2 separate regions of the Homo sapiens genome follow, and region 2 is linked to region 1. A link is a loop called in an ENCODE intact Hi-C map of the cell type or tissue named here. Cell type or tissue: dorsolateral prefrontal cortex. All regions are shown on one strand. Each heading gives the region's core, and the rest is flanking DNA. Links, peaks and the distances in the headings are about the cores only.

Region 1 (6,017 bases), core at 965-4,964:
TTGTAGCAGGATATAGGGAGAAGAGCAAGCTAATCCCAGTTTAGCAATTTGTAAGCTGCTGACTTTGGGAAACTTACTTAACCTCTCTGAGTTTATTTCCTCAAATAGAAGGTCAATTGTTTAGAAGACTAGAGAAAGTAAACAAAAGTTAGCTAGTACAGTGCTTGTTATAAGAATGGTAGGTGCTCAATACATAGCAATGATTATTTATTTGGAGAATGTATCTATTTTCCAAAATTTTTCCTCTATTAAATGATTTAAGGTTTATATTTGAAATATAAAATTGACTTAATATTTTTATTTTATAAGACAGTATATTAAGTAAAATGTATTTATAACATCTTTAATTTGACTGAAAACTACAAATTATCTAATTTAAGCACTATGTGCCATTTTTTAAAAATACTATATTAGATGTACATGTCAATTATCAGAAAAATATTGGGACCTCCATGAAGGTCTTTATATTATCACTGATGCATTACATCTGTAATTAGACTCTATAAATGTTTAAAACATTATGCTAATATAACTTTGCTCATTTATTTGGTTTCTAATCATTTCAATACAGGATATATTTAATAATAAACCTCAAAGTAGTAGGTGGAATACATAATTTTTATTATGTATCACATATCACTTCTTTTATTCTAATTTGCTAATCCTAGATAATAGATATAAGGAAAAGGATAAATATACAATTATGTAATTTTTAGACTATATCATTATAAATAATTTTATTTTTCTCTGCTAGGTTTTAAATTTTTGACTTTTTAAAAATTTTTAGTTTTTAAGAGACAAGGTATCTTGCCATTTGACTCTGTTGCTTAGGCTGGGATGCACTAGCATGGTGATAGCTCATTGTAACCTTAAACTCCTGAGTTCAACTGATCCTCCCACCTCAGCCTCCTTAGTAGCTGAAAGTGCAGGTGTGACCACAAGTGTGACCCACCACATGCGGCACTACTAGGTTTTAATTAAAGACTGGAGGTAAAGACATTTCTGGGTTTAATATACTGTGCTTATCACTTTGTAAAAGCAGGAAAAACTGTTAAAACTGTAATATGTATTATACAAATGTTTTTAAGGGCTGAGCAGCCAAAAATAAATATATAATTTTTGTATCCTGTAGGAAACCTTAATCCTTGAATAGTTAGAGTTGACTTTAGTGACAAATACTTTTAGTGATGTTCTGTTTCCACATGATGCTGACAATTAGTCTGACTGAAATTGTTAATCACCACTTCACAATTCTTCATAAATAAGAAGAGCTTCTGTTTATTATACAACAATCATATGCTTTACATACAACTTCTGATTTAATTATTTTTTTTCCAGTTGAAATAACTACACCTTAGATAAGTGACTTGCCCTGGGTCAGACAGCTAATAAGTCCTAGAGGCTGAAAGAAGATCGGAGTGGGTGGCTTTGACTCCCAAGCCTGTGTATTCCACCATTATACAATACTGCTCCTGCAAGGATGTGAAGTCAAGTAACATTATAACACAAGGGAACTAGTTCCTATTCCTTTTCACTCCAGGCTTCAGAATAGCTTCTGACCATGGGTATCCATCCATCATGAAGAATTTTTCTTTTGTTGCAATCGCTTTTGGCATTTTCGTCATGATATCTTTGCCCTTGCCTATGCCCTGAATGGTATTGTCTAGATTTTCTTCTAGGGTTTTTATAGTTTTGGGTTTTACATGTAAGTCTTTAATTCATCTTAAGTTAATTTTTGTATAAAGTATAAGGAAGGGGGTCCAGTTTCAATTTTCTGCATATGGCTACCCAGTTCTCCCAGTACCATTTATGAAATAGGGAATCCTTTCCCCATTGCTAATTTTTGTCAGGTTTGTTGAAGATCAGATGGCTGCAGATGCGTGGTCTTATTTCTGAGTTCTCTATTCCGTTCCATTGATCTATGTGTTTATTTTGTACCAGTGCAATGCTATTTTGGTTACTGTAGCCTTGTTGTATAGTTTGAAATCAGATAGGGTATTGCCTCCAGCTTCGCTCTTTTTGTTTAGGATTGTCTTGCCTGTTTGGGCTCTTTTTCCATTCCTTGTGAATTTTAAAATAGTTTTTTCTAATTCTGTGACAAATGTCAATGATAGTTTAATGGGAATAACATTGCATCTATAAATTACTTTGGGCGATATGGCCATTTTAACAATATTGACAAGTGCGATCTAATTAAACTAAAGAGCTTCTGAACAGCAAAAGAAACTATCATCAAAGGAACAACCTAGCAGAATGGGAGAAAAGTTTTGTAATCTGACCATCTGACAAAGATCTAATATCTGTAGTCTACAAGGAACTTACACAAATACACAAGAAAAAAACAAACAACCCCATTAAGAAGTGGGCAAAGGATATGAACAGATATTTCTTGAAAGAAGACATTCATGTGGCCAACAAACAAATGAAAAAAAGCTCAACATCACTGATCATTAGAGAAACGAAAATCAAAACCACAATGAGATACCAGCTCACACCAGTCAGAATGGCAATTATTAAAAAGTCAAGAAACAACAGATGCTGGTGAGGTTGCAGAGAAAAAGGAACATGTTTACACTGTTGGGGAGTGTGCAAATTAGTTCAACCACTGCGAAAGACAATGTGGCTATTCCTCAAAGATCTAGAAACAGAAATAATATTTGACCCAGCAATCCCATTACTGGGTATATATCCAAAGGAATATAAATCATTCTATTATAAAGACACATGCACATGTACGTTCATTGCAGCCTTATTCACAATAGCAAAGACGTAATCAACCTAAATGCCTATCAATGATAGACTAGATAAAGAAAATGTGGTACATATACACCATGGAATACTATGAAGCTATAAAAAAGAATGAGATTATGTCCTTTGCAGGGACATGGATGGAGCTGGAAGCTGTTATCCTCAGCAAACTAACACAGTAACAGAAAACCAAACACCACATGTTCTTCTTACAAATGGGAGCTGAACAATGAGAACACATGGACACACTGGGAAAAACAACACACACTGGGCCTGTATAGGGGGAGAGCATTAAGAAGAATAGCTAATGGATGCTGGACTTAATACCCAGGTGATGGATTGATCTGTGCAGCAAACAACCATGGCACACATCTACCTATGTAACAAAACTGCACATCCTGCACATATACCCTGGAACTGGAAGGTTGAAGCAAAAAAAATACAATTTTTTTCTGAGTGCTATATCGTAGGGAATAGGTTATCAAGGGCCGTCTGTTAATTATTTATATACTTTCAATATGGCTTTTATGGATTAAAGGAGACACTGGCAATTGAGAAAAGAGGAAGCTTAGGTTATTAGAAGTTTGCATCACTTTAGAATTTCCTGGGCCTCGTTTATAACATACAATAATGGCAGCAGGGGGCAGTAAGATAATGGCATCAAGTCCCCTGTGCTTCTTCAACAGTAACATTTCTGTGTCCTTGAAGCCTTTTTGTTTCAGCAAACAGAAATAATAGCTAGTCACAGTGCTAGTCACAGTACGTATCCTGAAGGAAATCAGTCAGCTTATATTTCAGATAAATCTGGTATTACAATGCTAAAATCACTATATGCATAATGTTGCTGTTTTGTGATTGTCTGCAAGTTCTTCTGTGTCCTTGAAAGATAATTTTAAAAATGTACTTATAAAACTGATTTAAACTTTTTTTCTACAAGTAAATTAATTTTGTGGTTATTTTGTCAGTGAGGGAAATGGTAGGGTAGGAAATTAAGTGATTAGATATTCCCTGTGATTGTTTTATATATTCTTAGTAGGTATGCTGATAATTTTAAAAAGTAGACTCCAATATAGTATTTGTGAAACAGCATGGTGTATGTGCGTGTGTGTGTGCATGTGTGCACATGTGTGGGTGTATGCATGTGTGTGTGAGAGAGATGGGGAGAGTGTGAGAGCCTCTGGAGACTGCTAAAATGCAAGAAGGAAGGGGGATGTGGTGGGAGATGGGATTTGGGGCTGGAAAGGTAGGTGTCAGATATGAAGTGTCTTCTGGGTGATGTTAGTGAAACAGCAGTTAATCCTTTAGCCTGGATTGAAATGGTCAGATTTGTATTTTAAATCTGCAGAGAAAGTACATTGTGGAGAAATTGGGTCTTTGAGTCTGGAGGCAGGAAAACTAGTTAGAAGGCTATTGCCATTATCTAGGCCAGGGAGGATAAAGTCTTGAATTAGGAAAGTATTAGGGATAGAGAGAAAAGGATAGAATTAGAAATCAATACTTGGATGATTGGATGTGGGAGGGTCAAGGGAAAGCAAGGAACCTAATTTTTTGCAGGGAAGATAAGCCCCAAAATTGGGGCTTAGCCTAGGAAGGTTCTTGGCTTTGCTCAGGAAAGAATTCAAGAGTGACCCAGAGGCAGAAGAAAATAGCTTTACTGAGGTGGCAGTGTTAGAGCTTCATGACTGCTGCTGCAGAGCAGGGCTTGAGAGTAGCTGCTGAGGGGCAGTTCTGCAGTCATATATACACCCACTTATAATTATACGCAAACTGAGAGCAGGTTATTCAGAAATTTCTAGAAAAGGGGTGGTAACGTCTGAGCTATTGGCATGGAAAGAGAAGGCAACTTCCAGGTGTTGCCATGGCAATTGAAAACTGTCATGACGCTGGCAGGCGTGTCTTATGGAGAATTGCTTTTGGTGCCTCTTTCATGTTTCAGCCAATCTTCAGTCTGGTCTGGAGTAAAGTCTTGCCTCCTAACCTCAATCTGACACTAAGTTCCTTGTTAGGACAATGTCATCGAGTCTTGAGAAAGGAGCACAGGTGGAGAAGCAGGTTTGGGGGATTAGGTTTTGAGCATGTTGTATTTGAGGTGCCTGTAGGGTATCTTGACAATTTTTTTTTTCAAAGCCATGTTATTTCAAAGCTCAAGAAAAAGATAAGGGCAGTGTCTTTAACAATGGATAATAATAGAGAGAGATAGTATGTCTAATAGTTTGAAAATATGGTTTCTAGAGCCAGACTACCTGAGTTTGACTTCTAGGCCCATCATTCATTGGCTGTGTAAGCTTGAGCAGGTTACATAACTTGTCCGTGCCTTTGTTTCCTCATCTGTGTGAGAATGAAATGAATTCATATGTGTAAGCTCTTTGATCAGTACTTGGTACATAGTAAGCACCATATGCTAACATTGTTGTTATTTTTATTTCAGCTCATATTTTTTGATTACTTGCTCTGGGCCAGGCCTGTGTTAAGAAATTATAGGCATTTTCTCATTTAATCTCCATAATACCCTGTGATGGTGACACTGTTATTATCTGAAGAAACTGAGACCTTACTCTGACCAACTTTCCCAAAGTAAACCACTAGAAAACAAAGGCTAGGGTCAAGATGCAAACCAAGGTTGGAGTGCCCATTTTTAAAATGGGATTATTTGGTTTTTTACTGTTGAGTTGTTTGAGTTCCTTATATATTCTGGATATTAGTCCCTAGCCAGATGAACTGTTTACAAATATTTTCTCTCACTCAGCAGGTTATCTCTTCACTCTGTTGGTTGTTGACTTTGCTGTACAGAAGACTTTCATTTAACGTAGTCCCATTTGTCTATTTTTGGTTTTGTTGCTTGTGTTTTTGAGGTCTTAGCCATAAATTCTGTACCCAGGCCAATGTAGTGAAGCATTTCCCCTATGTTTTATGCTAGTATTTTTATAGTTTGGGGTCTTATGTTTGAGTCTTTAATATATCTTGAGTTGATTTTTGTATATGTTGAGAGATAGGGGTACATTCTCGTTCTTCTGCATATGGGTATCCAGTTCTCCCAGCACCATTTATTGAAAAGGGTGTCTTTTCCCCAATATATGTTCTTGGCACCTTTGTCAAAAATCAGTTGGCCATAGAAACATGGATTTATTTCTGGGTTCTCTGTCCTGTTTTGTTGGTCTATGTGTCTGTTTTTATACCAATACCATGCTCTCTCTTTTGGTTACTATAACCTTGTAGTGTATTTTGAAGTCAGGTAGTGTGATGCCTCCAGCTTTGTTCCTTTTGCTCAG
Region 2 (4,000 bases), core at 1-4,000, 890 kb after region 1:
GGTTCACTCGCATACTGGCACTCAAAAAGATCTGCATTTAGGAGAATTCTGGACTTTTAGATTATGGAGGCTCAATCCTATAAAAGGAAACGTTTAAAAAAAAAAGATGAGTAGCAAATCAACTTTCCAATTCTGCTTATTGTAGCTTCTCTTAATTATATTTCCCCTCATTACTCTTTATTTCTGATGGAGGATATAAGCAAAGGAGGTAAGGAGAAAACCCACACTCCCAGGTGCTACTCCTTCATTCCCAAGGATCTTTTTTCCCAACCAATCAAGGGTTTTATAAGGAGCAGACAAAATACAAGCCTTTCCTTTGACCTCTTTCACTTACATCTATATCATAACCAGGGAGTAGTATAAAGAAAGTTAAAGAAGAAAAGAACAAAAAGAAAAAAGAAAAAAATAATTTTCCTCATAGTCTTCAAAGTGAGACATTGGAAAAAACATAAAATTTTCTAGTTTTATCTCATTCTTTTTGACTGGATTATTTTGTGATTCTTTTAAAATATGTGTGTGTATATGTATATATAAATATATTAGTATAGCACATGTATGTATGATCTACAAAAGATTTGAAAGAAGGCCTAAACACATGGAGAAAGATATTCACATACAAAAGGCTTTGATATTACAAAAATGATAATTTCCTCCAAATTAAACTTTAAATTTTATGCAATTCAATCAAAATTCCCAGAAGCTTTCATGGAATCTGAAAAGCTAATCCAAAAACTTATACGAAAGAGAACAGTCAAATCAATTTTAAAGAATATGAGAGGGGGGCTTTACCCTATCAAAAAATACATAAAGAAAAAGGATAATAAACATAGGTATACGTACAAACCTACATATGGAGACACAGAGAGGAGAGCAAAAAAAAAAAAAAAAAAAAAAAAACCAGAGCAGGCAGGAGCTCAAAGAAGGTTCGATGTGTAGAGTTTTATTTCCTAAAATTTAAAAGTGTCTGAAATAAATGTGGCAAAACATTTAAAAAATAAGGTGAACACACGGGTGTTTATTATACTATCTTGTCTACTACAGTATTTTTTAACATAACAAAATTTCGAGGCCAAGATATAAGTTATTCACATAAAGATAAGTTGTTATTATCAAAAATTCCTTATGGAGGCAGCATTGTATTTTTTCAAAAGCTTGACTAAAAATACTATGAAATGTGCCAGATGCTCTATTATAAAAAAACAAGTATTGGTTAATCTTGTCAGTATTAAGATTCCAAAAATACAAATGAAACATCAACCAAAAAATTATAAAAATACAGTTTAAAAAACAACTATAGAAGTCTATTTAAATACTAAAAAAAAACTAGAAACACTAAAAAAAAAAGCAAAGTAAATATGGCTAGTAAGAAATGACTATCCCTTTAGAAATAATCAAACGATTTGTCATAAACGGTCAAGAATTTCCCTTTAGGTTTATTATTTTTAATTCCCTGAATATGTCTCAAAATAGCCAACCAAATCACAGCTGTTGAACTATTGAAGGCCAAAACATAATTATGACCACGTATATTTTATAATTAACAATTGTGTCTGGATAAGAGTAGGGATTTAGAAAGTAAAGCTTTAGTTTCCAGACAAAAGATTTGAAATCTCAGTTTATGTGACTGGGTCTGTGTAAAATGTTTAAGGGAATGATATAACAAAAAGTGAGATTCAGAAAATAGTTAAGGGCAATTCGGGCTCTAAAATACATTGCTTGTAGATGTTGATTATATTATATTCTATAATTGCATTATACTGTCCTCTTTACTAAAATAAAAACACATTTTTTCCTGTTTCTATACAACAAAAGTCTTTCGTACTGGTTCCAGGTATTTTGACACAAAAACGTAATTTTAAACAGTTGTCTTGAAAGTACCAAGAAGAATTCATTTATATCAATGTCACGTGAGTGAAGAGTTCCTAAATTAAGAAGAAATGTTACAGAGGTTGTCAGAAAACAAATAAATGTGATGTCAATGTGTATTAAATAAAAATCTAAAGTTATATTACTTACACAGAGAAAAATCATTTTCATATTGCATTGCAGACAAATAATATAATGCTATTGATATCTTCACAGAAAACACAGTGCCATACATTTTCTTAATTATGTGTGCTCATATCACCCTCTAGTGGGCAAAATAAAGCAGAACATAAAAAAGGAGAAAAGAATCTGGAAAAAAAATCCACAGCATTCACTGATTCATTCATTCAGCAGCAGCTATTACTTACTTCATCCTCACTACAGGGAAAGCACTGCGATAGGTGCTGTTCAGGACTAAGACAAGAAAAGCAGGAAAAGCGGAAACAGAAAGACCTACATTGGAAGACCTGTTTGGAAGCAGTATAGGGAAAGAGAAGGGAATAAAATGGCGAAGGAAGGTATGCAGAGTGTGGAACTGAGGTGAATCTAAAATGTAAATTCATTTTATTTATGAAAGAACTCTATGAAAAAACCTCCAGAACTGAACTTATCATATATTTAATTTTGAAATAAACTAATCAATGTAGATAATATCTTTCAGGGAAATAATGTCAAAAATATATCTTCAACAGTCAGTGTTTTCTGATATGTCACAGATGTATGTGCATACATATATACACACAGAGGACAAAAAAGTACAGTCACTATCTTCCTGGACCCTGGATTTAATCTAATTTATTGATTTGAGTTGAGTAAACTTACTTGGTTTGTTGTTGTTTTGTTTTCTAATTACTATTTTTTCTGTAACCCAGAACAGTATTGATGGTGAACTTATTTGTGATACAATGTAGAATGGATATATTTGCTACTCCATGGCCACTGATTTATAAAGGGAAATTGGGCATTGAAATTCAGATCTTCACTCTTACTGTTTTCTTTTAATTTCCTATAAGTAGGCTAGAAGATATTTGTGATGGAGATCACTTCCATTTAATGCTTTAAAAGATTAGCTCTGCAAAGAGACATTGTGGATTCAAACACTGGCTTCATCCAGATAGGGACAGGAGGCAGGGAAATTCTACGCAGAAGAGGGCAGGTCCCCAGCAAGGACCCTGCTCTCAAGCTGAAAAGCCTGATACCACGGCCCAAAGTGAGAACTTACATCCCTGTTTTCCTGCTCAAATGTTGCCTTTTCTAAAACCATCCATGGCCCACCCCACCTGACATCCTGTGCCCATAAAAACCCCAGGCTCAGCCGGCAGAGGGAAGAGAGGCAGCTGGCCATCAGACACTATGGCTGGATGTCAGAGAGAAGCAGCTTGACTTCAGAGGGACAGCTTGATGGTGTAACCTGGGAGAAGAATCTGGCCAGAGAGGGCCAGACTTCAAGGTAAGACTACCTTCCTGCTCCATCCTCTTTTCACTTCCCCTTCCCACTGAGCCACTTTCATCAGTAATGAAATCCCCTGAATTTACCATCTTCATTTTATTCTTGAGACCTCATTCCTCCTGGATGCTACACAAGAGCTCGGGTGCCACAAGTGTGGTGTGAGTCAGTCACAGCTACCCTGCACTAAGCTGTTAACACTTAAGCTGTCCATGGATGACAGAGCTAAAACAGTACTGTAACACTTCCTCTGGGGCTTCAGGGGTCACCAGCACCCTCTCAGATGCTGCTGTGGGGCCAGTACAGAGTTTGCTTCTGCCCGTGCCCAAAAGCCTTTGCCCTGGCTCCTGCACCTGCTCACCTGCATGCTCCCACTCCTGTGGTCTGAGTGAGTGGAGCTCTCCCCTGCCAGCACTGAAGCGGCTGCCTAGTTCCAGCACCTGTGCACTCCAGTTCCTGCCCGTGAAGGGGTCAGGGAAATACCCTGCTTCAATCCAACTAGCTGTGGAATCTTGAACCACTGATTTAACCTGAGTGCCTCATTTCACATTTGTAGAACGAGATGACTACCATCACCTGTCTTATAGGAGAGTACCAAATGCATATAAAGTGCCTAGCAAAAGTTACTCTTATTATTTACTGCATTATTATTTATCATACCATTCTTTACTACAAAAAGTACTTTCA

What was found. Hi-C counts contacts between places; a loop is a spot of excess contacts. Peaks named below come from ENCODE experiments on the same cell type or tissue, not always from the same donor. Only the 100,000 strongest peaks of a DNase experiment are listed, where the experiment ranks them.
Region 2: a loop joins it to region 1, with 3 times the contacts of the local background. A loop is called at or near these places in 1 of 110 quality-filtered maps.

Annotation. Positions count from the first base shown.
Region 1 is chr7:123,963,739-123,969,755 of GRCh38, forward strand. It overlaps a transcript of SPAM1 not described here. Among named protein-coding and RNA genes, the nearest start is that of SPAM1, 42 kb to the left of the region's middle. In dorsolateral prefrontal cortex, for the core only: CTCF peaks have their summits at 3,377 (motif pointing right) and 3,580; no DNase peak of the experiment used is centred there; H3K27ac peaks cover 329 bases.
Region 2 is chr7:124,854,347-124,858,346 of GRCh38, forward strand. All of the region lies in intron 9 of POT1 (protection of telomeres 1), which reads right to left. Among named protein-coding and RNA genes, the nearest start is that of LINC03043, 66 kb to the left of the region's middle. In dorsolateral prefrontal cortex, for the core only: a CTCF peak has its summit at 2,136 (motif pointing left); no DNase peak of the experiment used is centred there.